Regions from separate parts of the Mus musculus genome. Here region 2 is linked to region 1. A link is a loop called in an ENCODE intact Hi-C map of the cell type or tissue named here. Cell type or tissue: gastrocnemius. All regions are shown on one strand. Region 1 overlaps Sec31a (Sec31 homolog A (S. cerevisiae)). Region 2 overlaps Cops4 (COP9 signalosome subunit 4).

Region 1 (2,500 bases):
TCTGAGCAAGATAGTATAGGCAAAATGCAGCTTTCTCATATAATAGCTTAAAAAAATAAACACCAATTCCATTTCAGAGACTGCAAGGCTATTTGGTGAGACTTGATCCCAAATATAATTTTCCTTTTTACTCTGTTCTCATTTTCCAGGGAGAAAATCCCCCACCTCCAGGTTTCATAATGCAGGGCAATGTCATTCCAAACCCTGCTGCCCCGCTGCCCACGGCTCCAGGCCACATGCCCAGCCAGCTGCCACCTTACCCACAGCCGCAGCGTAAGTAACCAGGGTGCCTGCCTCCCCTCATTGCCTAGCCGCCACAAAACCATGCTCAGTCAGTTTTGACAGATAAAATCAGGGGGCTAGGGTGTCACTCAGTGCCAGGGGGCTCCCTTAGAGTGTTCAGTTTCTAGCACCCACAGAGAGTGGGGAGGTGGGGAATAGACACAAGAGAGACACACACTGACATGCTCACCCACACACAAGATACAGGGCACCCACATGCTCACCCACACACAGAGTACAGGGCACCCACACATTCACCCACACAGAAGATACAGGGCACCCACACACACCCATGCTCACCCACACACAAGATACAGGGCACCCACATGCTCACCCACACACAGCGTACAGGGCACCCACACATTCACCCACACAGAAGATACAGGGCACCCACACACTCACCCATGCTCACCCACACGAAAGTACAGGGCACCTACACACAACCCCACAGAAGATACAGAGTACCCACACACTCACCCCTGCACACACACAAAGTACAGGGCACCTACACACACCCACACAGACTCTTTGCATCCTGATGCATGGTAGTGTATGCTTTGCAGCAACGAACAAATGATGCTGTCTTGTGCCACGCCCAGACTTTATGTGTGTGCACTCTTAGATTTGTATATTCTGTGGACTTTGACAAAGGGAGCAGTTACACTTGAAAAAAGAAGTGCAATTAGGAGTGGGGATGCAGGCAGGCCGTCAGTCCCATCCATGGTGGGTAGAGGCAGACTAACTGTTTCACATCTACAAAGAACCTAAGTAAAATGGGGGAATTATAAGGTTAAATAACTATTAAAAATTTAGAACCAAGGGTCTAAACAACTATTAAAAAAAGCCAAGACCCCCTAACCACTGATCCAGATGAGGGCTTCTGAGCTGCAGGGATTCTTCACGTAAATCTACATTTCATGCAGTGCTGTGCTGTTTCTGGGTAGCAGATGCCCCGGGTGTACACTGCAGGGCCTCTTCCTGCCTCTCTCCCTGCCCTGCCTATGCAGTGTTAGCCTCTGTCAGGAGGGTTGAGTGAGGGTGGAGGCTGAAGTCAAGCTACCAACAAACTATAGGGTTTTCCAGAAAAGTACTGGCCTTGTGTCCACAAGTCCTCATGGCTCCATCTGGTGGCTCATAGCTGTCTCTGCAGTCTTCCCAGGAACAGGCGCTCTCAGAGAAGGGCCAGTCCTGTCGGCTCTTAGACCTGATGGCCCATGTTTCTCAGAGGAAGCGTGCTAAGGCTTTGTCTTATTACTGTTTTTTCTTTATTTTTGAGATGCTGCAGGTGGAACCCAGGTTTCCCATGCTAGGCAAGTGCTCTGTCACTGAGCTACACCCCTATCAGGAGTGCTAGCTTTGGTCTTACTGTTATAAGATTAATGATTAAAACCATCTTCCTATGATACCGTTACTTGTTCTTCCTACTTCCGTGTGAGTAAGTATGTAACTAACGAAGGATTTCTGTTTCTTCCCCTTGATGTAGCTTACCAGCCAGCCCAGCAGTATTCCTTCGGAACAGGGGGGGCAGCAGCTTATCGACCTCAACAGCCTGTTGCTCCTCCTGCTTCTAACGCTTACCCTAACACCCCGTACATATCTCCTGTGGCTTCCTATTCTGGGCAGCCTCAGATGTACACAGCCCAGCAAGCCTCCTCACCTACCTCCAGCTCTGCTGCTTCTTTCCCCCCTCCCTCCTCTGGAGCATCCTTCCAGCATGGCGGACCAGGAGCTCCACCATCATCTTCAGCTTATGCACTGCCTCCTGGAACAACAGGTACACCGCCTGCTGCCAGTGAGCTGCCTGCGTCCCAAAGAACAGGTCTGCGCTTGGAAGGGGTCTGCTTGGGCCTCCTGTTTCATGAGCAGAGGGGTGGCTGGAGGGGTGGTATTTCCAAGTGTTTGTGAACTGAATAACATGGGGTATTGGTTGAATTTTTAATAACAAATTCTAAAACTTTGCATGAGTGTGAGACCCCCTATAATGAATGTCAGCTACTAAATGAAGAGAACAGACTAGCGCTTTCAAACACTAAGACTGTATAACCCACTGCTGCATGTACTTTAAAAGGTAGAAAATTAGTTGGCAAGATGAATGACAGTTGAAATCGGATTTAGTGGGTACTGTTATGTGAAATACAGAACTTTAGAGGGCATAGCATCCTGGGAATTGAACGTAGGCCTCAAGTGTTAGCGAAATGCTGAGCTGTATCTCCAACCA
Region 2 (2,500 bases), 160 kb before region 1:
TCACAGCTCACAGCTCACAGCACACAGCACACAGCACACAGCACACAGCACACAGCACTGGCTGATGTCTTCTGGCCTTGCAGGACACCTCCACACACTCAGCACATATTCACACTGACACACACTTATGCACATAAATAAAAATCCTTAAAGTTAAGACCTTTCAGCCAGCCCAGTACAAATGAGTCCTCACAACTAATTGCTCTCTGGTACAGAGTGACAGTGACCTGGGCAGCAAGCCTAGTTGGCTTGCATGCTGATGCTGCTCCATGCATGGTTCAGTGTGTCCACACCTCTATGTTTAGTATCATGGTCATGTTAGCAAGGGACTTTAAAACATCTTAGACAAAAATACATAAAATAGTCACTATTATGAATTAGAAAATATTAAAAGGACATTTTCCTGGCAAAGACATTCTGATTTAAGCAATCACATCATTTAACCAAAAAATATGAAAGGAAACCTATTCCTATTTGGACCATTTTACCCCAAGGGTCCTTGGGCAAGCTACTGAGCTAAATTTTACTCTTAATTAGGGATGAATAATTATGCTCTAATATAATCTGTTATTTAGTTTTATTTACCAATGGCTTAAGCTTTTTAAAATTCAGGTGTCATAGGTACAAGCTATAATTTTTCAGTTTTCACAAGTTTCAAAAAACAAATAAGATTTTTTTTTAAAAAAAGAAGAAAAAAATGCTGTATTTCATAAACTGCTTTCCAATAGGGATTATTTCAGATTATACCACAAACCTATGTCAGTGTTTAATACTCATTATTGGTCAATAGTCCTCTTTTTATTAATCAGAAGTATTACTTGAAAATACTAATGTAACATATTTTCTACTAATCTATACCTAGATACCCCTGTCACACACACGTCAGACATGATCATTACCATCAGCTGTCGTTGCTTTTTGGTGTGGCATCAGCATAGCAGCAAATTCTTGAAGCTGGTTCCCTCTGATGATTCTGTCTAGGTACATCTTCTCTAGGATCCCATATGCAGCTAGTTGCTGGCACCTTTCATCCTTAAAAAGAGTAGCCAGCATCCGAGAGCGCTGCTGTCCTAGGGAAACACAGAGGGTCAAATGTTCTAAGTGTTTCTTCAGTGACAAAAAGAATCACATTCTATGATCCCATTTTTGCTTACTAAAATACATACAATCCCCATTAATACATTTATTTAGTATGTTCTAGAAAGTTATTGATTGTACCACAGTTAATGCTGAGCTGCTACTTCTATTGGAGATACAGAACTAGGTTCTTCTAAGCCCCTAGTCCATTTTTTGTCAACTTTAATCAAACTGCAACTTTGTTTCACGTGCTTCTGTTTACACCCTTACTTAACATATAGGGTTAATTCATTAGCTTTGAACTCATAGCTAACACTGCAATGCTGTCAAATTAGAGCTTACAGGATACTATTTTGTCACACAAAACCTCCACATCAGACTGTCTATACTTATGAACACTAGAGGGCACAGTGGTGCAGGCCTGTAATTTGAGGTCAGTGAGAGTCAGCCAAGACTATATATACACTTTGTCTACCCCTAGTTCCCACTAGCACCCACACCTAAACACATGCGTGCACACACACACAGAGCACTAGACAGCATCTAGCAGTCCATCAGGGAACCATTTTAACATCAAACTCATCAAAAAGGGCATAAAACTATGGGGAGGAGCCCCTGCGAAGCCCACAAAAGCCCGCTTGCTTACAGGTTGAAAGCTGGGCTGTAGAGAGGCAGGGCACTCTGAGCCCACTCTCACCTGGAGACAGAGATTGGGTAACTCATTTTGCTACTTAGTCTGCACATATCTGGAAATGATGAAAAACCTGAGAGTTTGGGTTAGTTCAAAATAAATTTTAATCACTAGATATGTTCACTAACAAAAAATCTGTAGATACATGAGAATAACTGAATGTTCACATAATGGACCAGGGTAGAGGTCAAAATGGTCCAGGAGGTTGTAAGCCTAGGTGATTTCTATTTTCTTCTTGTATATATAATAGTACATTATTTAGTTAATAAAAAATATATATGCCCAGCATGGAATACACTTCTGTGATCCCAGAACCAGGAAGGCTGAAGCATGACTTCCACCAGTCTGAACTACACAGCAAGCTGTAGGCCAGTCAAACTGAACAGAAAGACTGTGTCTCAGAAACAGAACAAAACCAGTATTTCTCTGCTAAGAAACAATACTGACTCAATGTATACATTTAGAGCCTTTAAACACCTGGTGACTAATACCGAGTGAGTGGAAACAATGCTGTCAGCAACCGCTGTCTTCTGTCACCAGGACACCTACACCTAGTAGCCGTGGGAACATCCAGGGTCTAAATCCTGGTATTTGTCCCGGCTAGTTTTATGCCAACAGATACAGCTGGAGTCATTTAGAAAAAGGGAACCTCAACTGAGAAAATGTCTTTACTAGACTGTCCTGCGAGCGAGCCTGTGGGGGCATTTTCCTTGACAGTAACGACTGTAGGAG

The links. Peaks named below come from ENCODE experiments on the same cell type or tissue, not always from the same donor. Only the 100,000 strongest peaks of a DNase experiment are listed, where the experiment ranks them.
Region 2: it touches region 1 in a loop (5-fold over the local background); 7 of 42 quality-filtered maps call a loop at or near these places.

The regions. Positions count from the first base shown.
Region 1 is chr5:100,372,981-100,375,480 of GRCm38, reverse strand. It overlaps Sec31a (Sec31 homolog A (S. cerevisiae)), which reads left to right. Exons shown (of 28, transcript NM_026969.1): 21 at 150-273; 22 at 1,766-2,101. Among named protein-coding and RNA genes, the nearest start is that of Sec31a, 42 kb to the left of the region's middle. In gastrocnemius, a CTCF peak has its summit at 1,416 (motif pointing left); a DNase peak (open chromatin) is centred at 1,407.
Region 2 is chr5:100,535,868-100,538,367 of GRCm38, reverse strand. Cops4 (COP9 signalosome subunit 4) reads right to left here. Exons shown (of 10, transcript NM_012001.2): 7 at 900-1,070. Among named protein-coding and RNA genes, the nearest start is that of Cops4, 19 kb to the right of the region's middle. In gastrocnemius, a CTCF peak has its summit at 1,470 (motif pointing right); no DNase peak of the experiment used is centred here; H3K27ac peaks cover 2,094 bases.